6 separate regions of the Homo sapiens genome follow, and all the other regions are linked to region 2. Evidence: chromatin contacts called from ENCODE Hi-C or POLR2A ChIA-PET data. All regions are on one chromosome and are shown on one strand. Each heading gives the region's core, a stretch centred on a gene start or an enhancer-like site at or near the end of the contact. The rest is flanking DNA. Distances are from core to core; before and after follow the strand shown.

Region 1 (4,682 bases), core at 1,334-3,833, 550 kb before region 2:
AAGCTCCGCTTCAGTTCATTTGACTCAGTTGCAATCCACCTCAATGAAAAAGGAGCAGAGAGAAATGCTGCGAGGGTGATGCTGAGACCATTTCTGAAAACTGGAAGGCCATTCTGAAAAAATTCCAACATGGATTCTTATTTAGCCTGGATTCGGTTTACTTCAAGCAAATGTATTAAATTCAAATTTCATTCAGAAGCAAAGTCAATCTTATTCTTGAAATTACAGAATAGCCATTCTTGCCATGTTCAGTTTCTATGTGGCAGAGAACTACCCTGGGCTTACCTGCCGCAGTAGGATAAAAACTTCTGCTTCAGAGGAAACAAGAAAGAATAACAGGAGAATAGTGACTGCAAACTCTGCTTTCTGACACGATTATTGTAGCTTGTGACTCGGGACGATGTAATGTTTCCCTTAACTATGTTAAATGTTAGCACATTTTGTATTTAAAAGATCCCAAAGGTGAATCTTCTATAGCTGCTATTCATACTCTGAAAAGTCAAGTACTCTTAGGGTTGAAAGTGGGGAGCACAGGGTATTATTGCAAAAGGGGAGCATGAATCCGTGTGGTCTCTGAGTGTTACTGATATGGAGATATGGACAGGAGACAGGGAAATACTGGGTAGAAGAGGGCAGTTCCCCAGCAAAGGCCCCACCCTCAAGCCTGGAGACCCATGGCCCTGACTTGGAACAGGCATTTCTGTTTTCTGCCCAAAAAGTTGCCTTTTGGCCCACCACACCCCCCTATCCTGTACCCATGTAAACTGCAAACCCCAGGCTCCAGAAGCTGATGAGGAGATGAGCAGACAAGGAGACCAGGAGACAAGCAGACGAACAGCAGAACGGTGTGGCAGAGAAAGAGAGAAGGGAAGGCATGTCTGAATGCTGAGAGGAGTTTGGCTGGGGGCGGTCAGAGGGGAGTTTAGCTGCTGGATGGCCAAACTCCAGGGGAAGATCATCTTCCCACTCCATTCCCCCTTCCAGCTCCCCATCCTTCCCACTGAGAGCCACCTCCACCACTCAATAAAACCTCTCATTCATCCTTCAAGCCTGTGTGTGACCTGATTCTTCCAGGATGCTGGGCAAGAGCTCAGGATACAGAAAGCTGTCACACTGGCCTTCTGCCCTTGTGAAAAGGCAGAGGGTCCATTGAGCTGGTTAACACTTAAGCTCTCTGTAGACAGCAAGGCTAAAGGAGCATTATAACACTGGGGCTGCAGGCACACCCCCAAACACGGGGCTGGAGCCCACAGCACTCACCCTGATTACTATACCTGCCTGTCTGTGTACTCCCCCTCCAGTCAGGAGTTTGAGCAGCAGCAGTGATGGAACAGATGAGTCACAGATCTGTTACATGTCCTATGAGGGGGATCAGGGAACTCTCCTGTTTCATTACCAGTAAAAAGAAATGTCACATACATATATACTATGTTAAATGTATGTGTATCCTATTAAGAGAAATTAGAAGAAATTCCTTTAAAATTGTGATTGGGTTCATAAAGTTGCCTTTTAGCTTTATGTACTTTCTTTTATGTTTTTTTAAGAGATGGGGTCTTGCCTTGTTGCCCAGGCTGGAGTACAGTGGTGTGATTATAGCTCACTGCAGCCTCAAACTTACCAGCTCAAGAGATCCTCCCTCCTCAGCTTCCCAAGTAGCTGGGAATACAGGTGAGTGCCACCATGCCTGGCTAATTAAAAAAAAATTCTGGAGAAGACACAAACCATCCTTGCTATGTCCTGACCCACAGACTCTATAAGCATATTAAAATAGCTATTTTATACCATGAAGCTTTGAGGTAGTTTGTTACATAGTGAAAATAATGGAAACAGGATTCTTCTTACCTGAATAAAAACCATAACACTAAAACAAAATAGACCATCAAACTCAAGGAATTTGGAAACTAGGGTCAGCCAGGATTCTTTGGTTGCAAGCAACCAAAACCCACTCACTTAAGCAAAAGAGAATTTACTGGCAGGATATGGGGCTGGAAGGATCTAGAGGAATTAAGAACAATTCCACTTAAAAAGGCCCTCTGAGGGCCTGGGCAGAAGGAACTGATGAAGAATTTCTTCAAGTCTCAAGCACTGCTATGAATGTGCTCTGACCGTAGTCAGTTGTGTCACTCTAATTAAGATTTTAATTACAAGGAAAGCAATCAGTCAACCCAGACTGAGCCACACGCCTGCACCTTGTCTAGCAGAAGACAGGCACAGTGATTTGCAGCTTCACCAAGATCAGCACACAATGGGGAAGGGCTAAGTACCCCAAGGGAAATCAGGGTGCTCTTATTTACAAAAGGAGGACTAGATATGCAAGCATCCAAAACTCATGTTGTGTGGAACTAGTAATTCAAACGTTCTCTCACTGCACTATGAGGCTTGTGGTTTCAGGTTCTGAAATCAGCTTTATTCCAGTGTTGATAGTACTCAAAGATGACTGAAGTGGATTAGGTTTCTGGTGGCTGTTCAGTGCAGATTGGAGTTTAAGGCGTTTCCTGCTTCATATTTGCATAACCAATACTGTCTTGGGTACTGAGAGTGCGTAGATGAGTCATTCTCTAGTTGATTCATAGTGAAAGTAGTGGAGCTTGTATATTGCTGAAGCTGACTTTTTATATTGGTGGTAGTAGTAGCACTCACCCAGGCCCCCCTGTCCCACAGCTATGTGACTTTTGGCTGCTAATGACAACCACTTTCCCTTCTCCAGAGAACTGGCATCAACTGGGGAAGCCTCTGTCCTTCCTATAGTTAGTGACTAAGAAGGGCTTATGACAAAGGTTAGCCCTTTGCTTCAAAGGGAGATAACTCTGCTGCATGGTTTGCGCTCTAGAATCCTCTTCCTGTGAATCAGGCCAAGGAGAGGCTTCACCTGAATTTACATCACGTGCTTGCTTGTCTCTGTCCCTTTCTTTGCTCCACTTCCTTTCTTACAGATTTCTACTGAGAGGCGGTCCTTAATAAATCACTTTCATAAGGATCCCCATCTCAGGCTCTGCTTCTAGGTAACACAACTTAGAACATGAATCTATGTCTGTGGTTCTCAAACTTTTGCGTGCATCACAATCATTTGGAAGGCTGGTTAAAAACACAGATCTCAGAATTTCTGATTGAGTAGGTCTGGGGTGTGGCCAAAGAATGTGCAAATTCCCAGGTAATGCTGATGTTGCTGGTATGGGTACCACATTTGGAGAATCATTGTCTTGGTGATTGCTGGGTGGTATGATTTCAAGCACTGAGAAGTCTCTTCTGTACTTCATGCCTACGGCAAAACTATTTTGCCAAGTAGCCCTGCCATGGAACCTAAAATTCATGCTTAACTCTCTTTGGTTAGGAGGTTGAAGACTAAAGTATAAATGCAAATGTTATCCAGAAAAGCACAAACATATTATGTTTTATCCCTTACATTGGCTTTAGCATAGTATGGTTTACTTAGCCAATTACCTAGTAGAGCTCCGAGAAAAAAGGCAATTAAGAACAGGAAGGTTTTGATAGGGTAAAAAAAATCAAGAAAGTCCCATCACGGTATATTTCCAACTCATTTTAGTCACAGAATTCTTTCTTCAAACAAAAACTTTAGAGAAAGTCCAATACAGAGACCTAAGTGCATAGACTCTAAAGAAATCATTAAGGCTGACTGGTCTTCTCACTGGCTGTGTTGGCTGGTTCAAGAGGTGCAGGATCTTTAGCTACTTCTGTTTGATCTGGGCCTGTTCCAGGGCTGGTTCCATATGGCAAGCTTATTTTGAGGAAATACACCAACCATATGATTTCACTGGGAAACTAGAGCCCCCATATTGTATTTCAAGATCTGCAGTACTACTGCTGAGAAAACATGCATTATGAAAGAAAACAGGATTTGGCGCCATTGTTTATATAAGTGATGCTTAGTAAAATCCATGTTAGAGGAATACCAATGTCATGGGCCATGTACAAATTTTTTGATGTTTTCCCTTCTGTGTATTTCATGGTCTTGCTTTTTGTTCCATTAAAAAAAGTCTAGGGCATATGAAAATGCTTAAGTAACCACACATTGCGGCCCGTGATGGCTTGGTTTTGATGAATGATGTGGGATTGCGCAGCTCATTGCAAAGTAATGCTTTTAACTTAAATCAAATCAGTTTTAAGTGAATATGTTTTGCACATTTATGCTCCAGAGTTTGAAAAAACTTTCTTCCTAGAAAACAGCACTTCTTCAGACACTCCCACCAGTGGGGGGTTGTGGGGGTCGCCTCTCTGGCTCAGTTAAGGAGAGTGTTTACTTGCTTTGTCTTCAAACTGCTACAAGTTTAGGGCCCACAGGGCTGCTGTCTTCTTAATGAAGCGGTTAATGATGTGTGAATTATAGATCCTGACAACCCCTTTAATAAAAACAACAGGACTGCATCCACAGTATAGTGTGGCTGCTAAGTAATGACAGACTGTCTGCTTAACATAATGCAGTGTCTTTAAGTAAAGCGCCATTCTTGCATGGCGGCATTGAAAATTCCTGGTCAGTGCAGAGAAGAACAAGTGTCCTGAAGAACACGTTGATGCACAGGACACTTCTCTTCCATTCAACTGGGGCTTGGAGTGCAGGAGCCAGAGAGGTTTTAGAGACATAGCAGAATCACGAACAAGCAGCTGTTTAATACTCTTTGCTTTGTCGCCTTTGCTTTCCTGTGAGGTGCCCCTGATAGCAAAGG
Region 2 (4,702 bases), core at 715-3,214:
CTTGGGATCTATTTCATTGCTCACTACAAATTCCAAGGTGGTTTTAATATGATTTATGTATCTGTTACATTGGAGGTTAACAGCCTCCTAAATTAAATTACTCTTGCCTTACACTGAAAGGAAAAAAAAAGACTCCTTTTAGGTAAAATTGCATTTCCTTTAAGTGAAATAACTCATTTACAGGTTTTGTTTTTCAAGTAGGTTTTTGTTTCTACAAGTTTCCAACACTGTAGAAACAAAGAAAGGTGATCAAAGAAGTATATTCTCTGTAATTTCTTCTAAATATGCCAAAAACATCTCTATTTTTGCCAAAAAAATCTCTATTTTTAGGTGTTATCTAGGGCTTGCCTTAGGCTTAGAGTTTTCTTTATTTCTTTAACAATGGCTTGCAAGACAGAAAGAACTAGTTTAATTTCTTTGAAGAATAATTTTCATAATGGGAAGGTTTTCCCCACAGAAAATTTGGAAAACTCACTCCCAGCAGACATAAGGCTTTTTTAAACAAAAGTTACAAAACTTTGGATAGCTCACTGGGTAGAGGACAAGATAATGAATCTGAAGCTCTTTCTGGGATTTTTATTTTCTTTCTAGAAGACATAGTAACATCACAGATGCTGATGCAAAACCTGGCACCTGAGAGATTACTGAATGTATGTCCAATAAACAAACGTATAATGAGAAAACATTCAGTAAATGAACACCTACAGTTTATCTCTTGCCACTGTCACCTTCTAGGGACCTAGTCTCTTTATTAGGAAAAACAGGTGATAATTCAGAGGACATTCCTGCTGAAATAAAGAATCTCTGATAGACGTGTTGCTGGCTAGTTGCCCTTCCTATGTGCACATGTGATAACCTGTCCTTGTACTTGTCATGGCTGTTTAGCTTCTCTGCTTCACTAGAATATACAGGGAGAAACAGCTTAGGATGTGATACAATACATACATATTGGATGGCATAGTGACCCATCTCTCCTAAAGCTTGTAGTCATAAACTGTGAATTTATTTTTCTATCTTGAAAAATGTACACATTTTTTAGACTTAGTTGAAGACATCATGAATGTGTTTCATAATTAATATAGCTTATTTCATCCATTTTTCACATAGTTATTACACTTTCAATGCTATAATTCTTTTCATCTGATATACTGGGGCACCATATTGAAACTTATTAAGTGGACAGGGGTTAAAGAGAGGGTATGAGATCGAACTTATGGGGACTCCCCATTTCTAGAACTTCCTGAGGGTATTCTCATCTTTTAAATACCCCAAAGCCTATAGCAAAATCAGTGCCCATTAAATATTTGTTGGATTAGTTAATTAATATTTTTTAAAACAGGGTGAAATGGATTACAGAAAAGATTTTTTAAATTGAGGGCAAGGCATCGCTTTAGCAAGGCTTTTCTAGGACTTGTCTTTGTGGATAAAACCCATTTGGTAATTGCTCAGCTCTCTCCTTAATTTCATCTCTAAAGACAGAGTCAGAGTCCTCAGGAATATTATACTGATTATTAATATTTGCTTAAGTATTTCCACTAAATATAAAGTAGATAATGACAGTGGAAATACATGGACATAGTTTTGATTGGTAAATAGAAAATGATTCTGTTATTATTTCCCATGCTAGTAAATTAAATCTATCTTTTGGAGACCAGCTACATCTCTTGCTATGAAAATTTTCTTAGTATTCTTTTTATCAGGGTCGACTTAAAAGGCATTGCCAGATTTCTATGCAGACTAAAATACATACACTGATGTATTTTTCTAATGTGAGTGAACAAGTGAATGCAAAATAGGGAAATTCAGTAACTAACATGATAAAGTGGTGAAACCATGAAAAACACCAGATTGGAAAAAATAGCTGAGCGGGGGTTTTCAGTTCCCTTAACAACCAAGTAGGCAACTTGATTAATGGTGCAGATTGCAGGCAATTCAGTGACCACCTGAATGAACATAAGCAGAGCATAATCACCTGACAAATAGTGGCCCGAACGTTCTGCTTTTGAAATGAGAACTGAGTAAAACTCACATCCTAGCTGAACCAAATCACCCGGCAGCCTCAAATTAGACACGTATAGAAAGAAGTTTTTAAAGTTTCTAAAACATAGTCTAAAATATAGTACTGATTTACATTATCAAAAAGCAAATTAAGAATATGTCTACTTGTAAATAAGGAGTTCAGAGTGGGAAAATAGAGAAATATTCTCATTAGATTATTGCCCTCTTTCCCAGAAATAGATGAAAGACTTCAATTCTACATCAGGATCACTATTTCTATAATCTATAGTTGTTGTTTCTTTTGTTCCATTTTTATGTTCTCAACCATTTATCAACAGCTAAAGAGACCTATTAATCATTTTCTCTAACTGCTACACTTCATAGTGTATCAATTGTAGTCTTGAAATAAAAATAAGATAAATGATTTGGCATGAATTGTGGCCTGATGAACCAAGAACAAAGATCTGACACATGGTAGATCTAAAATTCCTGCCTTATGTTTAAAATGCGCACTTACTAGACTCTTCTGATTTGCCATTTCCTTCCTATTGGCATTCGGAAAGAAGTGCAGATTATAGAATAGGGAAGTTGAATCCAAATTAAATTGCATAGTGCTTGTAAAACGAGAATAAATGTGCCCAGTAACAGTAACACTATTCTTTTTTCTGTCTTTCAGTCTTTCATAAAGGAAGTACCAAATCTTGCCCATACAGGGTACATCACAATTATTATTGATCTTATGTATGAGGCAGGCTTCTCTGCAAGGTTACACAGCACCATGGGATGAATGATAACATTTTACTGAGTGACCAAGGGCTTTTAGTAAAGCCGGTGTTTTGTCTGAGTAAGCCCAGAAAGGAATATGTTAATATAAAAACCTTTAGAAAGATTACTGTTTATAGGTATTAAATGGGCAGTAAAATGATTAGGAGACGTCTAAAAATGTGAAAGAAGAAACATGATGTAGTTAATTTATAATGTTTAACATATGAGAGACTATGTTTTGATCCTGATTTGTGCAGAGGGCCAAACAATTGCCCAATGCAAGTGTAACTTTCTAGTGTACAGACCTGGGTCACAGAGGGCCAAAACAGGGCTGTCATTTTATTATTCCCTTGATATTTTAGTATGCAACTGACAAATACATTTATGACCACTCCCTGCCCTGTACCCACGCATTGTCAGTAATATTGCCAGGAGATTATGACCTTGGTTCTCACTGTGCCCATACAGCTTCAGCATTCTTCCCAACACACTCCTATTTAATCAGGATCAGCATAGGCTTGAGGGATCAATCCCTGATTATTTATTGTGATGTGGAGCAGCTAATTCTGTATGCCTTTTTTTTCTCATCTTTTAAAAGGCTAAGAGAGGATATAATAAAATAAATAATAAAATAACTATCATATGCAAACTGCATGTATTCAGTATTTGCTCAGGAACACAGAAGCTCTCTCTGCACTCTGGGTATAAGTGGTTTTAATATAACCATTAGGGGCTTACATGTGAAGAACTGGGGAGGTGAAGATCAAAAGAGCCACCCCTGATAATCTCAGCCTGAAGTTCTGAAGCAGGTGGTCCTCAAGAGCTCCCGGGAAAGCTGATGTGAATCTCATGTCTGTCCGTATGTCTGGGTGCAAATGTCTCAGGAGAATAATGCCTACCCATCCCTTCCACCCCACATTTTCATGTGAATGCCATTCACCAGTGAATATTAACCTGAAATCATGGAGGAAAGGGGATTCTGGGGGCGGTAGTTCCCGACTTTTCTATGATGCAGAGAACTTGCAAGGCGGTGCCTCTGGCTCTCAACTGCTCTTTGTTTTACATCTCTTCATGATACATTTTTGAGGGAATTCACCAGTTCTTAAAATTTACTAATTCTCTAATTGTGCTTATTTCAGCCTTTTTGTAACTTAAGAAGATTTTTTAAGTTCTTTTTTTTTATTTTCACGGTTCCTAATAAGCTTTTTCACATAGCTCACATTTTTCATGCCTCATTTCTCCACATCTTATTTTATAATTTCTTTTCCACTTTGAAAACAGATGAAATGAGCATCATAAGTATCCTCACTTTAAAGACTGTCAAAGTGCTTTCTAAAATTAATTTTATTTGGAATAAATTGATGGTCTCATTGTTGATTTTCTTGGTTGTCAGTAGCTCTTTTCTTTGGCCTCATTTCATGGTGGGTTTGAAGAGAGTCCCTGGCTTCAATTAATAAGACTGGATTGTGCCTCCCAGCTTAGATTAGGCATTTCTAGTCCCTGTTAACTTTTCAATAGCCAAGATTTTAGCCAACCTCCCCAAGAACCAGAAAGCTCTGAGTTTCAGCTTATTACTGGTCTGTGTTTTTGTTGCACTTCTAGTGCATGTAGATGTTTATATAGTTTTTTTTGAGCTCAATTACTCTTAATTGATTTTATCTGCCATTGCTCTGTCTTTGGAAAAGAAAGAGGTGATATGTTTAAGTGTGAAATTATGGAGCCATTTTAACCAAAGGCCTGTTTGAGACATATTTAAATATCTTAGTTTTCTGTATTTCACCTCCTTCTTCAGAAATTTTAATAATTCGTGCCCAAAGGTTTCCTGTGGAATGTATAAAATGGTCTGCAGATGTTCTGGGACAGTCTGGATTTTAAGTACTATATGTCAATAAAGAATACACATGTAGTAGTAACTAAACTTGCTTATTTATATCATTTT
Region 3 (4,757 bases), core at 2,034-4,533, 970 kb before region 2:
TCTAGTTGTCTTCAGCATAATCACCATCTTCTATGGAAAACCATCTTTATACATTATACCATCTTCCATTCACAACCAAATCAGAGCCCAAGGTTAAAAACATAATCTCTCGGTGTCTTCAGGGTGAGAATGAGCTTTAAAGTCCCATATTTCTTGGGTAATTACTCTTATTATTAATGTTATGTGTAGCAGAAAATGAGCATTTTAAATACCGCATTTGTGAACATAGATGTTTTTCAATGAAAAAAAGCTATTTTGTAAGGTTACTCTAATAATGACCAGATATGTATTCTTATGTCACCACATCTGAAATTTGACCAAAACCAACAATTAAAAATATCACCAGAGGTGCTGGGGGAGGGAAAAATGGGAAGTAGTTGTACAATGGGGATAGCATTTCAGCTTCGCAAGGTAAAAAAAGTTCTGGAGATCTGTTGTACAACAGAACTACTGAACTGTATGTTTTAAAATGGTTAAGATGTTAAATTTCATGTTATATGTTTTTTAACACAATTAAAATTTTGTCAATATTTAAAAAATACTATCAAGGGGCAAATTTCCCTGGAACTAGGCAAATGGGCTAGGTGGGGTGAATTATCTACTTGCAAAAGCCAGTTTTAATTTATATGTGGCATTTATAGAGAATGCTGGTAAAGCTGCCAGAGGGGTCAAGGAAAACAAGCAACGAGAAGATGATCAATGCCTTTGTCTCCTTGAATAATTTTGATTTGTGCAGAATGTCAGAAATCACCTCTCAGAAAAACCTCTTATCATGAAAAATATGGCTGGAGAATCTATGAAAAACATTACTCCCTAACAAGGCTTATTGATTCTCAACACCATCATTGCTTAAACATTGACAAGGCCAAGTTTCTAAATGTCAGATATGCAACAAGGACTGCTTGGATGAAAGTACAAGAGAGGGAAAGATGACTTGTTGAGCTTGCACTGAGTGCTTTACACGTGATATTTCATTTAATCTTGTGAGGTAGGTACTGTTAATTCCCATATTTCCAAAAGAGGAAATTGGATCTGGGAGGTTAAGAAACTTGTCCTATTTCACCAAGAGAGAACTGACATCATTAGAAATGGAACTCCAATTTAAAGAGTCTGATTCAGTTCAATCTTAATTTTCAGTCTAATCTTAATTTGTTACACCATTCTGGAAAGTCAAAAGTGAAATTGAAGGAGAGAAGTATAACTAGTTTCTCCTGCCAGCTTTCATACTCTATGATGGTTGTCATACTCTATGACGACTCTCTATGAACCCCGGTCCCCAGGACTCTAAGCCAGCCTTCTTGAGTGACCATCTACCCATCACTGAACTGCATTAGTCATTATCTTATAATCCATCCTTTCAGCAACCAATCATCAATATCCTAATTCTTAGGCACAGAAAAGAATCTAACAGTCTAGTGAGAAAGCTGCCTGTATACAAAGGTACCTGTCACAATGGGAGTATGCCCAAGGTTCCATGTGGGAAAAATTAAAACACCAAAATGGAGGAAGGAGTTAAAGGAGAAGGAATAGATGGGATATAGTACCTACAACCAGGGGCAATGAGAATTACAAGTGTGTTTTCCATCTTCCAAGTCCAAGGCCATATCCGAGGTCCACCTCTGAATTTTGTGAGCAAGATTCATAAAATTTTTTGGAAATTAAGCAGTACTTAGCATTTTAATTTTTGCCATATTAGTATCTGACACTGACCAAATGACAGACCAAGAATATTTCTTATTCTGTTATTGAGGACTAAATAGGGTTCTTACTTAGAAATCAGGTTGTTGAGGGGTGGGGAGGTGGTGGCTGGTAACAGGGAGATGGGAGCATAAGACTCTATTATTTGTGAAAATCCAAATTTCTTAAGTAATCTTTGTTGGATATAAACTGACAATGTGACCTTTCCCCTATGCATACTGTAAATGTATAACATGGTAGACAACTAAAGCTTCATTCTTTTGTCTTCTTTCATTATTCTTTCATGAATTGGAAATACATCTTCCAATTTTGTATCATGTTTCATATATAAAACATGACAAACCTTGTAATATATAACCTATATAATATATAACCTTGGAATATATAACCTATATTTTATATAATATTATAATATAAAATAGATATCACATAATTTTCCTACCAACTTAATTAGGCCTCCCAAAAGGATTACCTTAAATACACCAAAATGTGATTTGTTGATCATACTTGGGAGAACAGTTTTAAAACTCCCCGTATTGCCTTGGGCTTTCTTTGGATTTCTTGGGTCTGATTTTCACAATAAGTTACAATAGATATGCTGATGGGGGCCCGTGGAATAGGGAGCATCACTGGACAGATCCAGGCTAAGGAAAGCTTGCATTGCAAGTGGGTGATGCTGAACAACTCTCAGGGGGAAAAACAAGAAGAAAGCTAGAGAGGTTCACCAACTATAATTAGCTCCATTAAATCCCTTTAACTGAATTTCTAACATGCTGTTTAAAGAATGGAAACATTTATGGGAAAAGGTAGCACACCCCTTTTTGGTCACTGTTATTGGATGTAAAAAGCAAACTACATTTACAGGTCCCATGGCTATCAAATCTATTTTCTCAAAACAAAGTTTTCTTAGCATTGTTTGTTATCCAGGAAATTTCACAGCTTTAAGGGACCCAGACTTCAAAGTCAAGGAAGTGAATTTGGGGCATGGAAGACTGGGGGCACCGAGTGAAATTACCCATCAGCATTAAAAAATTACTAGATTTTTTTTTCTGGTCATTTGTTGACCGCAGAGTCAGAATAGCTACATATAATTTTGAAAGCATGCATGTATCTTTTTAAAGACGCATAGATATATTCATTCGCTTTATCATTTCATAAAAAATCTGGCCGATCAGACGAATACTGTTTATCAGTTGTTGATGGAAAGAACCTTCCTTTGCTAAACATTGTGTAGGAACAGCAGCATGACCCTTGGGTCATGGGATAACACTTGTGCACTCATGCTCACAGGGGCCTTTTTTTGTAAGTGGCACCTGCTGTGAGGCTCTCCTTATAAATACTGACTGCCTGCAGCAAATCACATATGTTTTAGGCACTAGAAAAACCGACAGGAAGTAATCACTAAACGAAAGACAGAAACAGTAAGGGGTATGTGGGGGGAGGGGGAGAAAAAAAGCCTCCAGTAACTGTTTGGGGGATGTTTGGAGGAATTAATTTAAAGTGTAGAGTATAAGTAGCCTTGCTGTGCTGCTCAATTTGGCCCAGACCTCAGCTCAGCTTAGCTGAGAAGGCACAGGGCATCTAAGGAGGATGGGACGTCGTTACCTAATATGAGTGGGGGCATCAGGCTGGAAAATCCCTTTCATTAGTTTTGGTAGTTTGAAGTCCTTAACAATTTTAGTTGTTCTTGTTATTTTGTGGCATTTGGGTTTTTCCATTGAACACCTTCCCCATGATTTTAAGTGTGAAAATAAATGCTTTTATTGTGGTGCAAACCTTCCTTATTAGCCAAAGACCACTTCCCTTTATGCTTCCAGGGGACTGCCCCCACCACCTGGTGTACTGAACGTTGGATGTTAAAAAAAAATCATGCTTGAGTTTATCTTGTTTTTACACCAGTTTATTTTGAGTGTATTTCAAAGCCATATAATAACATTATTTTATAGACTTCCAATTAAGTGCTAACAAAGAAAATATTTGTCTACTCTCCATTCCCCCAACAATTTCTGGACCTCATTTCAAAGAGATGCATGTTACCTGAATGTTAATTGCTTTTTTTTTTTCCCAGAGAAACCAAAGCATGTTGTTTGTTTTCAGAGGAGTATTTATATTTAATATGTTTACATTGAAGTCACATTTGCTCTCTTCCTTAAATGACTTCTCTAATAACTATTTTTAGCTTACAATCACATTAACAATCTGCCCCTAAAGAATTCCTCAGTCTTATTTTTTATAATTTTTATTTTAATATTTGACAGTTTCTTTGTAAAAAGGAAAGAGCATTTGAAATAATATTGGGTATTTTGCCAAGTCTGTCAAAGGAGTAACACTTCCACTTTCTCAGCTCCGTCTCATTAAAATTGTATTCTAATTCTGTCTTAACTTGGTCTCGGTGCTTCATAAGTCATTGCCTGCTCATTACTTGTAGTGTGGGAGATGAAATTTATTCAAACCTAATAGCTGAGATAAAGAATGGAAAGGCAGGCAGCTGGCAGAAATGAAATTAGCCTATTTTAGTACTTTTCCGGCTGGATTTTTGCACAGCCACCAGTTATGCCATGTGTCAGTTTGCATTTGTGACACTATCTATGTTTAGTTTATAGATTTCCGTTAGTATGATACTCTTAAAATGAAAATACAGGAGATTCTCCCCTTCCCCCCCCCACCCCGCCTTTTTTTTTTTTTTTTTTTTTTTTGTCTTTGGCATTGAAATGTCACTGAGTATCTGAGTTGATAAACGGGAAAACATGATTTTCTATAGTTTTCTATAATTATAGAATCATTAAAATTGCCCAAGAAAGATTAATTGTTTCATTGTGTTACAATTCATATTGGTATGTCTTACAGAAAAGAACATTAATGACAGAGAGTAAATGTTATACCCTCAGCATGGTTTGAGGGGAAATGGATTTAGAATGTAATGTGACTTACAAGCAATTTCAGGTAGAATACAGGAGGGAGCTACGCTTCTAACCTAAACACTCCATCTCCAGCTTTAAATGTCAAAAGAATACACTGTGGAATTCCTAATTCTGAATATAGAGGAGTATTTGAAGAAC
Region 4 (4,259 bases), core at 23-2,522, 620 kb before region 2:
TACTTTTGAAAGAGATAAGTACAGTCAAGTAAGAAAGATTATCATGTTTTAAAATGCAGAGTAGAACAGCATTTTTCCATTGCTTTTGTTATTGCTTAAGGTTTCATTTTTTGTTGTCGTTGTATGTGGATTGGGTTTAGATGAACCAAAAACAAGTCTGTGTTCAGATTAACCTCTGGCAAACCAAGAATCGTAACTACCCTCCCATAAACAAACCCTGTTCCTAATGCCCTGAAAATAACACCAAACCCTAATAGGAATGCTCAACTGTCATCTGAGAGGTTATAATTAACGCAGATAGAGTGATGCCAACATATTCCAGCCGCTGACAGAGAAGATCTATCCAAACCAGCAATTTTTAGCCCTTCAGTCCTTTAATCTTTAAGCTCACTGTGCTTTCATAAAGTAGTACATTAACACCAGAGCAGTGTGTCTCTGGGGTTTATGACTGGGGTGGCGGCACACTAGGGCATAAAGTGTTTCATTACACTTCCTTTTGTTAGTACTGCCCTATCTCCCAAGCTCCATTGCCATACACTATTTGTTCAGATAAAGCCCTATGTTCAGGGTGACTAATCGCAGCACTGTGTTCCAGATGGTTTGATTACAGGATGTGTTTAAAGTGACTCTTCAAACATTCAGCCCAGCGGTAGGGCTCTTTAAAAAAAAAACATACTGCATTTTATGGTCATGTGACAACACTTACTTTTCCTGTCCTAGTGCTCTATATATACTTGGCACAGGTAATGGGAAAGTCCCTCTGATTTTTGGCTGGCAGGTATTTTATGAGCAACCTTAGTTGTACATTTTAAATTTTCCCAAATAATTATATTTGAAGAAGGATCTGTCTGAAGGTTATAAGCTCCGAGGCTGGAACAGCGAAGCTTGTGCTATACAAGATTCAGCCTTTACAAAGTACCAGTATTGAATACCACAGAGTGACGACAACATAATAATGGGGGGAGGGAGTCCTGAACAAAGAAATGGTGATAAATCATACCTTGCACAATAGTCACGTTGTGTAAAAATGGAGGGTAATATGATATCTGAAATATATGAATTTTATCCTGTACTCATGAAATCAGCATATTGTGACATTTTGTCACCAATGTTTCACTAGAAAAAAATATATAAAAGGAAAGAAATGTGTAAACTTTCTTTTTTAAAGGCATATGGCATGAATGGGTTACCATTTGGTGTTATTCGAATGAGGTTTCTGTTTTCTGCCTGGATGCACATCAAATGCATCCAGATGTGGTAGTCTGAGAGAGTTCAAAAAAACTTCTGTCTGATTCCAAACTCAGCATTTGCGATGCTTGGCAAAGACTTCTGTCCCGGGGATGAGGCACTTTAAAGACTCTGAAGCAGTCTTTAAACTCAATACAAACAGAATTATGTCAATCCACTGGGAAATCAGGCATTTGCCCCGTTCTTGAGGAAACAGCTTCACAAATACCAGAAATAATAATTCATAAACCACATTTATAACATCTTGGGAGCAAAGCCTCTCCACAGAGAATGTCTATCATCTATAAAACTAGTGGGAGATTATGCTTATTGAAAAAGTATGGTAGTAATAAAAGGAAGTCACTGAGTAGGATTCAGTCTAGACTCTCTCTCTCGTCAGTCCTCGTGTAGTTAGTTCCTAGGTGTTTAATGAATTCTCACTATTAGGTAGCCACTGTGCCGCCAGGGGTTGTGGGTGCAGACACTGCTCCTATTTTCAAGGAGTGTCATCTAGTTGGAAGAGTTAGGCATACTGTGTATACAAGCAGAGTAAAATATTATGGGGGCCATGTATTACGGTAGGACAAATAGCCTTAAGTTCAGACCTGGGAAGTTCTCCTTGTCATTCAGGGTCCCAGATGAAGGAGACTCTGCCACCTTTATCCTGAGGACTTCGAGATCACAATAGCCATTTCCATTGCAGCCAGACAGAAAGGGATGAGAGGTTCTTATGGGCCAGGCCTGGAAGTGGCCCACATTCATCAGTTCTCTCACTTGCTTTCTGTAGGACTCAGTCACATGGCTGCATCGGACTGATAGGGAGGCTGAGAAGGAGTCTAGTTGTGAGCTCAGAAAGGGGAGGGAAACATGGCTCGTACGTTTCCATCAGGGCAAGAACTGTGTATGCAGTGCTGTGGGGATCCAGGAGAGAATGGCTGTCTTTTGGCAGTGTGCCTGGTATGCGTGTGTCTAGGGCAAGGATTCACAGAAGTGAGAACCTTTGCATTTGTCTCCATTTGCTTCTAATTCATTAGGAACTTTAACTTTCCCTAGGGATTTGGACTAAGGCATCTTCAAGGTTTCTTTTAGGGGAATTAAAAATGTGACATGAAGAACGGTTGAAGAAACTTGTCTAGGCTGGAGAGTAAAGAAGACATAGAGGCTGGGTGTGGTGGGTCACACTGTAATCCCAGCATTTTGGGAGGCTGACGGGGGAGGATTGCTTGAGGCCAGGAGTTCAAGACCACCCTGGGCAACATACTGAGAGCCCATCTCATTAAAAAAAAATAGGAAAAAGACAGTGAGCAGGAGGTGGGGAGAATGCCAACATGGTCATTATCCTTGCCTGGATGAAAGGCTGTTGAGTGGATGATGGGTGGACTGCATCTGCAGGGTATCAGGAGGCTCAGCCAGGACCAAGGTATTCAAAGACAAATTTAGTTTAACACAAGGAACAACTTTTTAACAAGATGGCTGGAAAATAGGCAATCCTGGGGGAGTGCTGGTGAAATCTTCTATCAGTGATGAAGCTGGAGAGAAAAAGGACACACACACACGCACACAAAGTCCTGAGGGTGTTGCACCAACAGTGCAGTTGGCTTCCTGGTCTTATAGCTATTGCGCCCTTGGAACTTTGGCCCATCATGGTTCTTTACGCCTCTTACTATCTTGCAAGCTTTAGGCTTCTACTCCTATTGCCAGTTCTTTGGAACTTCCATATTTCTCATTCAGATTCCCAACATAAGTCCCTGTTGGGCTGGCTGCCTTTGCTCCAGGTGCCCATCACTGGTCCAGTCAGATGGGGGCAGGGTTAGGATCACTGGTCTAGGTGGGGGCACCATGAACATGAAATCCAGGGTCTAGCCTGACGTGATAGCATAAGGGGCCTACTGTAAAAATGCAGGTAATAGACAAAACTATACTTCCACTTGTGCATCACAGTGTATGCCTGTGTCTCTTCTGTTCTTTTCATGCACAGACTCTTGAAGTACAGAGTTTGGATGGAGCTCCAAGTAAAACATGGTTGATTCCATAGCACTAAATAGGCACCTAATGTGTACCCTGTAGACACACACAATAAGTGTTTGTTGGGCTTGACATCTTCCTGGAAACCCTTTACAAAGGACATAACAGAACACTGACTGAAATCCTTATGAGGTCTCAGGCTTTTTTGGCTTGAGGAAGTAACAGGCTCAGGTTATATAATAAAGACCTTGTTCTTATTAAATGTTCTGTAGGTAATAGGCCTTTGGGGGCAGCATCTTAGACAAAGTGTTAACAGTACAAAGAAGAAAGCTGTGTGTGGTCAGCACACTCTCAAACCATCCATTGTACTCTTCAGCTGTATTCTTACTTTATTAGTAATAAGCCTCAGATGAAATGTTACAGGGCATTAGCTCTCTGACAAAGGCCAGGCCCAGTCCATGGGTGGAAAGGGAAGAATAATAAACCTGGTAGAATACTTGAATATAAAGATGAAAAGTACCTGTATAGAACGTCCCCAACACCTAGCTCACTGGCTAGATGTTTGAATAAATGTGCGTGAAAAGAAACTAATCTTTCTGGAATAAGTGTACACTTATTTCCAATTCACATGTGAGAAATAGAACTTTATGCCCAGATTTATAAAATACAAATTTGCACTTTTAAAGAACTAATTTTCATCATGGGCATTTATGCCTTCAGTAAGTGTAGTCTGCTTTATGTGACTGTGGGTTATAAAATGTTCAAGATTTTGAGATTTCAGCAAAATGATAAATCATTTACAAGTTTTAGAACCTAAACACCGCCTTTATACTTGGCCCTTCACAATGGGGTGTTGTCTAAACATAGACCTTCTTACAAAGAAACAGTACACTGTGTAGTTTATATGAGAAACATTCCTTAAGCCTTCATTCCAATATAGAGTGGCAGATTTGGCTGTGTAAACATGTGCCTGTATATATTCGGATGTGAATTGTGGGCAGATTTAAACACTCTGTGGCATTGTGAAGCGGCTCGTACATATAAAGAAAGATAGACACAAGCACACA
Region 5 (4,831 bases), core at 1,657-4,156, 670 kb before region 2:
TGGAGGGCAATGGTGCAGTCTCGGCCCACTGCAATCTCCGCCTCCTGGGTTCAAGCAATTCTCCTGCCTCAGCCTCCCGAGTAGCTGGGATTACAGGAGCCGCTACCACGCCCAGCTAATTTTTGTATTTTTAGTAGAGACTGGGTTTTTCCATGTTGGTCAGGCTGGTCTTGAACTCCTGACCACAGGTGATCTACCCGCCTTGGCCTCCCAAAGTGCTGGGATTACAGGCGTGAGCCACTGCACCGGGCCTTGGATTTTTGGCATTCTGGAATTTTGGCATGGTGGGGGTTCTGGCTGGAGGTGGAAGCATCCGTCTTGGCCCCACTGGCCTTGGGGCCAGAGCCCTGGTCCATCCCCAGGCCAAGTCCTACCAGATCAGCTGCTAAGCCTGAACAGCACTTGAGGGCAGGGTTGGTCTTCATACCTGATAATGAGAAAGTGGAAATGGCAATATAATTCCCAGTCTGTGCATAACGGTAGTTTTAGAATTGGATGATTTAAAACAACAACAATAAAACAAAAGCTGAGCTTTGGTTTCAGTAAGGTTTTAAAGTGAGGTTTCTGAAGGGATTGTATTATTTGCTTGCAAGCCTGAGATTCACTATTCTGAACTATGGGTAATAAAGGGTGATTCAGGTATATTGCTTCCAACATACAGAAAAGGGCCAGAAATTACCCATGGAGAAAGATTTCTTTCCATCTCATCTTCTATTTTACATTTAGAAGGGTTTGCGTTTGATGTTAGACCAATGTGGGGTCAAATTCTGGCTCAGCCACCGACCCTGAGTGACCTTTTAAGTTACTTAACTTTTCCCACGTTTCCTTTTCCTCATCTGTAAAATACTTCCCTTAACAATTTTGTAAAGATCAAAAGAGAGAATGCACAGTATAATCCCTCCTACACTATATGTGGTAAGACAGTTATAATTCCTCTATGTTGTATGTGTTAAAAAGTAGCTGCTGATGTTACTATTTTTATGAGAAAGCCCATGGACTTTAAGATCAGAGAGCTTTGGTCTTGAATTTCAGCTCCTTAGATAAAGTGGCCCATCCTCTGAGATCTTCAGTTTCTGCTTCTATAAAACAGGAATGTTGTGAGAATTAAAGGAGGCGGAAAAAGTCTGGTACCTTAGACCCTTTGTGAGAATTTGCCCATGTTGTTTTCTCAGCAAGCTGCAAAGCGTAAATTGCTTTGATCATGGTTCTGAAAGGAAGAGTTGTCTCCATCACATTTACGAAAAGGCAGAATTAGAAGTGACCAAAATTCAGTTGTTACAGGTTTGTCCTTTAGGGATGGAAATTCAGCCTCAATGATTAGTTCTGGAGAAAAGATCAGTGCCTAATTTAAGGAAATGGTTTTTAAAGCTTCCCCTGCTTTGCTAAAGAAGCAGTGACGTCAGGCAGAAAAAGGGTGGTTAAAATGCAAAGTAAGAGACTGCAGCAGTGGTCGCCTCTAAAGAGCTGTGATTTCCCCTACGTAGTAGTGGAGTCTCTTTCTAATGCTTTTTAAATGAAGAGGTGACTATGGGCAATCTCATAAAACAGCCCAATACCAGGATATGGAGAAAACGTGAACATTAAGTAATCGTGCCCCAGCATTCTCATAGACTATAACAATATTGGCTCTGAGCAAAGTAAAACACCATTCCCCCTCTGGTTGTTGGTGATCCCGGGATTGAGGGGTTAATAGCAGGATCGGTGTGGATATTTTTGGCAATAGACGTGAGAAAGCTGTGGCAAGCTTCCCTGTCAGGGTTTAGACCTGATCCCAGGTAAAGGAGGGAATCTCTCTGCCTTCTGGAGGCTTGCTTCTCGGCAGTCCTGGGTTTCGCCTTCTCCTTCTACCTGGCAGCAGAGCCACCTGAATGTCTCTTTGTTGGGTCTGGGTGGAGCAGGAGTGCTCGAGGGAGCACTCTCCAGCCCTACCCTGGCCACCTATCCTCACTGGCTGTCGGTTTCCTGGTACTGAAAGCATCACTGACCAACACAGTGAAATGCCCCAGTGATGAAAAGCTGTCCCCACCAACACTCCAGCTTTGGATCCTTCCTTGCCCATCAGCACTCAGGAAGCCCTTGAAAGAAGGTGAACGGAGAAAATATTGCCAGGGTTTCCCTGCAGATTGCCCGCCCCCAACCCAGCCCTCTGATTACACACACTAAGTGCCGCTCTCTGTGTAAATAACCTTTTCTTCCCTGCCTCCCTTCAGCCTCCCTGCTCCCCCTCCCATGCTCTTAGGCTCTCTCGCGTGATAAATAGCCAGGCTACTGCTCAGCATGCACTAACACCTGGGAATAATCATGCAAAAATAACAGTGAGAGACTGCCGCGCGTCTGTTCTTGACATTAACTTTCCTCGGTTTGACAGGCTGCCACCACCAGCTGTTAGACTTATGGGTCTTTTTTTTCCAGTGGAGATGGCTGCTTTCCTGCTTTCCTCTTTTTTTGGGTTCTAATAGGTTACATCAGTGTCCTATCAAGATGACAGAAAAGAGCTTTGACAAAGAAACCATTGCTAAAACAGGCCAGTTCTCTATTCTGATATTTTATTCCAGTTGTTAGTATTATTAGACTAATAATCCCCCACTGATTTTTAAATGAGGAATATCTGATTAGAACTATATTAGTGTTTCTCCCCTCAGAAAGGGATTTGTTGTTGCCTCTTGTGAATTGCCTTTGAATGTAGCAAATACTAGCATTTGGTCCCATAGGGCCAAACCACCTATCGATTTCAGGTCTCAGATATATTTGTAATAATGATACTAATATTGACAATAGCAATAGCCCCTGTTTATTGAGTGCTACCTTCTACCAGGCCCTGAGCTAAAGTTATTTGTATGATCTTCTGTAGTAGTCACATGAGCCAGATGTTATTTCCGTTTTACAGATGAAGGCACTGATTCCCCAGAGCGATCAAACTACTTGCTTAAGGTTTTGTAGCTAACAGTAGAGCTGGATTCCAACCCCCAGTGAAGACAGATCCCTGCCCCACCCTGTCTTCCATTAACACGCTACTTTTTGCTCTCAGGCCACCATGAAAGTTCCTTTGGTTGTAGTTCTACAATTATCCTTGTAATTTTGCTATATTTGTATGATTATCTGACCAGTGTCACAGTCTTGCCCACTACACAGTCAGTCCAGAAGGGCAGGGACCTGGTCTGTTTGGGCCACTCTTGTTCTAGCAGGTTGCACGGTGCCTGGCAAATGGCAGGTGTGTAGTAATTATTGGGTGGATGTGTGATAAGAGTTGAGGTGAGCTGACTGTTAGGGCAGCAGTGCATGAGAAAAAGCTGCAACTAGAGATTAGGAGGAGGAGATTCTGTAGTAGTACGGGACTCATCAGGGCCTTCATGGTGATCCCATCATTGCCATAAAATTGTAAAATGGAGGTGGGTTAAGCCAGTTGACTGCTGCCAGATGTCAGTGTATGAAAGAAGCAGTATTTCCCCAGGCTGAGCTTCTCAAGGTTAAGCCCCCTTTCTTGTATTTTTAACATACTTTAATTGCACTTAACCATGCATTTGGAGGGGATTATAGATTTATGTTAAATATAGTAGGATATAAAAAGGAGCTTTGGAAGGTTGGGTGCAGGGTTAGGGAACTATAATATCAGACCAGGGACTTTTAAGCCAGTGTTTACTGACCTAAGCACTATGCTGAGCATTCACTTTGCACGGATTATCTCACTGAGTCTTCACTGCAACGCTTGTGGGGGTAATTGTTATTATTACTCCCATTTCTTAGAACTAGACACTGAGTCTTAGAGAAGAGAAGCGCGGTAACTTGCTCAGGGTTCCACACAGCAAGTACTGACAGGGTCAGCATTTGAACCCAATTCTGTCTGCTAACAGAACCAGAGGTTCAAGTCCTGGTATGCTGCCTCCTCACTGGAGGGAGTCCTTGTGGAAACTGTTGCCACCCTCTGCCTTAATGACCTTCATTGGCTGAAGAAATTATGGTTCAGTGTATGGATCACTGACCTGAGAAACCAGGGTGCAGTGGAGTTGATCTTTTGTATAAGGCAAAAATAACTACTGAAAATGCTTTAAAATCCTCCTTTACATATGATACATGTGACTTCACGTTTGACACTGAGATACACAAGAGAACTGAAACCTTTTGGGGGGAAATTCTTACCTAGCAGAAAGAATTGGCCACACTCTTTGAATTACTTCCCTTCCACCCTTCTTCTGTTTCCCAGTGTATGTTGAACTCCTGTCAATTTTCTGCTTGTGGGATGCCATCGTTTTATGTGTACCTAGGCTGCCACTAGAGACAGCTTATTACACTTGTACAAATATGGGCCACAGTTTTCTCTCGACTGAGTAGGTTGGGCTAGGCGACATTCTGTGATTGTTTCAGGCAGAGGGTGGAAGCACAAACTCCAGCATTCTCTGGTTGGGCAAGTCACGTGGCAAGGCTGCAGTGAAGCTCAGTTCTGTCAGTTGATGCCATGAGGAATGTGGGCCCAGGAGAGCACATAATCCAATAATTATTTTACGAAATAGGAGAAATTTAAATTCTTTCCTAATTTATTAAAGTGTTGCTAAAAAAAACTGGAATGTTTTAAAAAGTAACATACCTGCCAAATAAAAACACCTCTGGGAGTGGCTGTAATCCCCACCTGCAAATCCTGTTCTTGCTGGCGACCTCTAAGGAAGAGGGGCCTATGGTAGACCACACGGGGAGACTTTGTGCTCCACCTCCTCCCCAATCCCGACATCTCACAGTGAATGGGGAGAAACTGCGATTCTCCTCTCATTTGGTTCTCCTCTCACTGGTAGTGCTGGTCTGGTACCTATGGGAGTGGCAGTTCTGAGCCACCATGAGA
Region 6 (4,859 bases), core at 1,975-4,474, 890 kb before region 2:
TTCGCGAGGTCAAGGTGAGAGTATTGTTTGAAGCTAGGGGTTTAAGGCCAGCCTAGGCAACAATGCAAGATCCTGACTCTACAAAAGTAAAAATAAAAATTAGCTGGGCACAGTGGCACATGCCTATAGTCATAGCTACTCAGGAGGCTGAGGGGCTGAGACAGGAGAATCACTTGAGCCCTGGAGTTCGAGGCTGCAGTGAGCAAGACCCCAACTCTAAAAAAAATAATAATAATTTAAAAAAATTCTTTAGAAATACTATTATAAGCCTTTTATTTAGGGTTAGGAAGTAATCTCCAGAAGAAGAACTAAAAAATAAAAAGGTCTTTGCTGCTAGTAATAGGCCTGAGTGTGGAGGAGGGTACTTTTCTTTATAAAGTACTTTCTTATACTACTTGATGGTTTTTATCATGTGCATGTATTACTGTGATAAAATTTCAAAAAACTTTTGAATATGCCCCTGTGCCTGGAAAAATCATAGGATAACAATGCAGGAAGCCTAGCCAACAACAATTTGCTTTATAGTAAATTGCTCTAAATCTGTTTTGAGAGCAAACTATTGAATCTGCTAATGGTACATACAGATGGTGCAAAACAATAAACTTCTTTTGGGTGTTGGGTGTAATTTTAAAGAGTATCTTTTATCATGCTTTAAAGCAACTTCAATCTATTTATATGATCAAGCTTCATATTATTATGTTAAGTTCCAAATATTTCACAATGGGTATAAAATGCACAGGGATGTCATTATTCAAGACTTTATATAAAACATGATTTATTGATTCTCTAAATGTGGGTGGAGAAATAATGGAAATAATTTTTCATATGCTGATAACTGACATATGTGAATGCTTGCTAATTTGAGGGAGGTAGGAAGGAAAGGATGGAAGTAACAAAAATAATTTTGTCTAAGGTTGCAAGTGACATAAATTCAAACAATTGCTTTTTCAGTCTTCTGGCTTGCTCTATTCAATGTTTGCTGAGCTTTAGAGAAGGCTGAATCCCACCATGGCAAACTGCCATCTTTGTCAGAAGCAAAGAGCTGTTTACATTCAAGGCACATAATAAGTGCAATGTGAAGTGAAAAACAGTGTGAGTTCTATTATGGCTGATTAGCCCATTGTACACTGTTACAACTAACATCTTCCTTGTGCTAAAAATAGTGTGAAGTCACGGGACCTCAAGCAGCATGATCCATCAGTACTGTACTCTTTCACAAGATTGCCAACAAAAGCTGCCTCTAACTCCCCAGAAAACTAAAAGGGCCACTTATTCACTTCAGTTGTCCTCCAAAATATGTAGTTTATCTGAGCTGTTAGGAAACCTGTCAGAAAATGAGGTGCAGGGAATTGACAGTGTCCAAAAAATAGATTTGTCTTCTCTGCTGTTTCCTTTTGAAAACTAGATCCTTAATACAAGCATCATAAAAGTCAGCTGGTTGCTGTTAAACTTGCATTGTTAGCTGCTTCTTAATCACAGTAGTGGTGGAATTAGTGCATATTTTGATGCATTGGCTACCAGTAGCCCAAACAAATAAATAAATCTCCCTGAAGTGACAGAAACAGGAGGCAGTGGTTTGAATAAACTCTGAGTCCTAGGTCATTTCATCACCAAGTCAATAGCCCTTCTCGTTGAAGGGGGGAAAACAAACTGCTTTCTATTCTATTGAAAGCCTGGAAGAATTTGCACCACAGTAATCCTAAATCCAGAGGCAATCTATTAAGAACTCAGCATTACCAATCCTGAGACTCAACTGATAAGCACATTCTTTTCCCCCCTTCCACATTAATCCTCTTAAAGACTGTGCTAAGTAATGAAAAGGTGCGATGAAAGAGGCCCCCCTTTTTTATTACAACCATATAAACTGCTTGTGTAAATGTTTCATTAACAAACTGCTGGACTCATATTTAATTTCCTTGGCCTTCCTCCCCGTTCCTCCCGGTACGGTGCTCCTGGGTATGGCATGACTAAATGTGTGATTTACACGTTTCAGAGAAACATTCCCACACTTGAATGCTGTAGCATGACAAAGGAAAGGGAGGGGCTGAGAGAGAGGTGTTGAACCTATTGTAGACATTTTAATTTACAATTCTCTTTTTATGGGCTTTAAAAAGATGAATGACTTGCACTCACTTATCAGTTTATGTTTCATTTCTCAGTTCTTTCTAATAAGTACTGGTCTGCATGTAAGTGCCTTTGGCTCACTCATTTGAGGCTGACCCTTTTGAAGACATAGATATTCTAACATACTAAGAAGAAAAGGAAGATGAATTCCAATGTATATCCAGTGTGCAAAGAACTCTTCTGTGAACAACATAAAGGCCAAAATACATGGCTTACCTTTACTTTGAATATGTCAAATGATGCGGGATGTTTTGTGGAAATATACATCCTGTGTTTTTCCCCGAGGTCATCTAGTTACAATCTGATGTTTTGTTGCTTTAGCTAATCTGGTAAATCCTAACAATGCTTTCATTATCTATTTTAATGGTGGCATCTTAGTATAAAATTAACTTTCCTTTCAGACAAGCAAGATATGCCTGTGGCACCTACTGAATTCGTCAATATCCAGTCACAGGATGTATGAATGTAACTTGAAGATACAGAATCAGTCACTTACAAGAGTAGTTTAAGTTAAATCATGATACAGGAAAAACAGGTTATCACATCCAGACGAGTGCCACTGGGCCAAATTCTTAGAAAATGCATTTACCTTGTATTTGAAGAGATTCCAAACTTTGAAAAATTAATACATCAGTAAACCAAATAGAAATGTAGCCTCTTTATAATACAAGCGTCTTTCCCTGGGTGTCATTCATGTAATTTCAGTTTACTGTGAGCACTCCGGCTGCAGCTGGGGTCACTTGGTCTGGGGAAGAACCGTATCTGGGTCAGTGTATGTAGTTTTGTCTCTAGCGGCGACTATGGTCTCGTTTCAAAGTGAATACATTCATCTGGATCAACAATGCCCTGGGGAATAAACGCTTAAATGTATTCAACCTTAGGAAGAGCTGAAAACATCAATACCTTCATAAAGCCACTTTGATTTGTATTGACTATGGTTGTGCTGCTAATTCATATACATCATTGTTTACTTCACAGAGCTTTTAACATGACTTTTGATTTATAGAAAAAAGTGATTCAATTTCTACCAAGAAGTGGTGAGCTCAGACCTCCCCCAGATTCTTACTTTCTCTCTGATGTGACAAAATTGAAAGAGGAACTATCTTGTCACAGCATAAATAAATTGCTGTCAAACAGCTTATGTGCACTTTTCTTTTAACTTTCATGGTCACAGGTAATAGCAAAGTAGAACGTCCAGATTAAGGGGAATCAATTATCTAAGCATGTTATTAATGTGTTCACAGCAAAAACCATTGATTAACACTGGAGCAAAGACTGTGAGCTAGATGCACTTTCTACTTAGAAGATCTGTGTTAGGCAAAGAAGAAAATTCAACGTACACAGCCATATTCTGCCATTTGTTTAGTGACAAGCCCTAAAAGGTTTTGTTTACAGAAACCACTTGGGCAGACTGCAAAGCTCCACAAATAATGGAACCTGCCTTTAGTAAGAGTTTTAGTTTTGTTTATTTGTTTGATGCTATGTCAAATGGAGAGGAAAAATTCTTTTCTAGCAGCTTATTTATTTCTAAGCCATGAAAATAAATGGCTTTAAAACAAGCTAAATGGACTGAAGTGACTAGAACTGGATTTTGTGGTTTATTGATTAGTTCCCAAACTTATATGAGAATTGAAATATCTTGGATTTTCATGTGTTGAAGTCTTATCCAGAAGTGCAGTAGAGCAAAGATGTTCATTTTGTCAAGAAAAATGTTCGTTGCTCAAGAAGTTGCAGGAAAATAATATTTAAGCAGACACAGAATTGAGAATATAAGAAGACAAAATGAGAATATGATAGCTGGTGTCACTTCTTGGCTATGCATAGACCTGAAAGCACAACATATCTATGGCCCAAGAAAAATTCACAGTTCTGATGCAGACAAACTTAGAAAGCCTCGAGACAGCCCAGACTCGTCAGCATCTCACAGTTAATTAAAGAAGTGAGTGAAGGCATCAAGGCTTGCTCCCTTCTGCCTGAATAATTCACTGCCTGTATCCATTATTAAAACCCGTTACTTCACCACAATGATTCCCAGCTCGAGATGGATTGGTCTCAAAACCGGGAGATAAATTGTAACAAGGCCTACAGCTATATTAATAAATTGAAATGAACATTTATTTGCTCATCTAATTAGAACTGTAGTTTTTCCAAATAGTGTAGTAATGCATTACCTTGACAGGCAGCACTACCTACCTTGTGTGAGATAAAATGAACAGGAGGGCTTTGCCCCAGATTTGGGGTTTCTCTGCATAAAAAGTTCTTTGGTCGCTGCTGTTCCTTTTAAACCATTCATTCTGCCACTATGCTCTGCTGATTCTATCTCTCCAGGATTGATGGGAGCTTAGCTTTTGAGGTACTTCATCAGAGGGCTGCAAAGAAATGTGCATATAGAACATGCATTCTTCTTTTGTCCTGTCTCTTTTTAAAGTGTTGCAGAGGAAAAAAAAAAAAAAAGAATTTAAAGATTTTCTTCACCCCCTCCCCATCTCCATTTCCCTTCATCAGGATTACAAAGCCTTATAGCTCAGAGGTTCAAAGGACTTGTGCTTGGGGTCTGGGAGACATAGGTCTGATTCCTGACTCAGTCACTAACTTTATACAGCCTCAGTTGCTCCCTCTGCAAAATGAAAATAATAATTCCGTTTGTGCAGGGTCCATAGGAAGTTTAGAAAAGATATCTGTAAAGTAAGAAACTCAGAGTGGGTTTTTCATCAATGATAAGTGTCATTATTATT

What was found. Hi-C counts contacts between places; a loop is a spot of excess contacts on that map. ChIA-PET counts read pairs that join two places held with the same protein, here RNA polymerase II (POLR2A). Pooled maps may share reads with other maps.
Region 1: a loop to region 2 is called in a pooled map, with 6 times the contacts of the local background. The contact joins two enhancer-like sites. A Hi-C loop is called at or near these places in 4 of 37 single-sample maps with no recorded cell type and 3 of 50 pooled maps.
Region 3: a loop to region 2 is called in a map with no recorded cell type, with 14 times the contacts of the local background. The contact joins two enhancer-like sites. A Hi-C loop is called at or near these places in 3 of 37 single-sample maps with no recorded cell type and 3 of 50 pooled maps. POLR2A ChIA-PET finds 5 or more read pairs at or near these places in 1 of 52 experiments (OCI-LY7).
Region 4: a map with no recorded cell type shows a loop between it and region 2 (3-fold over the local background). The contact joins two enhancer-like sites. A Hi-C loop is called at or near these places in 2 of 168 maps with a recorded cell type or tissue (B cell and OCI-LY7), 17 of 37 single-sample maps with no recorded cell type and 6 of 50 pooled maps.
Region 5: a map of OCI-LY7 shows a loop between it and region 2 (2.9-fold over the local background). The contact joins two enhancer-like sites. A Hi-C loop is called at or near these places in 1 of 168 maps with a recorded cell type or tissue (OCI-LY7), 5 of 37 single-sample maps with no recorded cell type and 4 of 50 pooled maps. POLR2A ChIA-PET finds 5 or more read pairs at or near these places in 1 of 52 experiments (OCI-LY7).
Region 6: a map with no recorded cell type shows a loop between it and region 2 (6-fold over the local background). The contact joins two enhancer-like sites. A Hi-C loop is called at or near these places in 1 of 168 maps with a recorded cell type or tissue (GM12878), 4 of 37 single-sample maps with no recorded cell type and 2 of 50 pooled maps.

Annotation. Positions count from the first base shown.
Region 1 is chr5:124,581,817-124,586,498 of GRCh38, reverse strand. No RefSeq gene overlaps it. Among named protein-coding and RNA genes, the nearest start is that of LINC01170, 150 kb to the right of the region's middle. Within about 2 kb of position 2,583, at least 3 of the 41 ENCODE cell types and tissues checked have a DNase peak (open chromatin) inside an H3K27ac peak, as active enhancers do.
Region 2 is chr5:124,032,358-124,037,059 of GRCh38, reverse strand. No RefSeq gene overlaps it. Among named protein-coding and RNA genes, the nearest start is that of LINC01170, 400 kb to the left of the region's middle. RefSeq lists an enhancer at 1,722-1,771. Within about 2 kb of position 1,964, at least 2 of the 41 ENCODE cell types and tissues checked have a DNase peak (open chromatin) inside an H3K27ac peak, as active enhancers do; they include OCI-LY7, where a contact is called at or near this core.
Region 3 is chr5:125,004,842-125,009,598 of GRCh38, reverse strand. No RefSeq gene overlaps it. Among named protein-coding and RNA genes, the nearest start is that of ZNF608, 260 kb to the right of the region's middle. RefSeq lists a silencer at 2,978-3,027. Within about 2 kb of position 3,283, at least 3 of the 41 ENCODE cell types and tissues checked have a DNase peak (open chromatin) inside an H3K27ac peak, as active enhancers do; they include OCI-LY7, where a contact is called at or near this core.
Region 4 is chr5:124,652,449-124,656,707 of GRCh38, reverse strand. The region is part of intron 3 of ZNF608 (zinc finger protein 608); the gene reads left to right. Among named protein-coding and RNA genes, the nearest start is that of ZNF608, 92 kb to the left of the region's middle. Within about 2 kb of position 1,272, at least 19 of the 41 ENCODE cell types and tissues checked have a DNase peak (open chromatin) inside an H3K27ac peak, as active enhancers do; they include OCI-LY7, where a contact is called at or near this core.
Region 5 is chr5:124,704,311-124,709,141 of GRCh38, reverse strand. All of the region lies in intron 2 of ZNF608 (zinc finger protein 608), which reads left to right. Among named protein-coding and RNA genes, the nearest start is that of ZNF608, 40 kb to the left of the region's middle. RefSeq lists an enhancer at 1-48. Within about 2 kb of position 2,906, at least 9 of the 41 ENCODE cell types and tissues checked have a DNase peak (open chromatin) inside an H3K27ac peak, as active enhancers do; they include OCI-LY7, where a contact is called at or near this core.
Region 6 is chr5:124,919,581-124,924,439 of GRCh38, reverse strand. No RefSeq gene overlaps it. Among named protein-coding and RNA genes, the nearest start is that of ZNF608, 180 kb to the right of the region's middle. RefSeq lists enhancers at 1,150-1,259, 2,935-3,024. Within about 2 kb of position 3,224, at least 3 of the 41 ENCODE cell types and tissues checked have a DNase peak (open chromatin) inside an H3K27ac peak, as active enhancers do.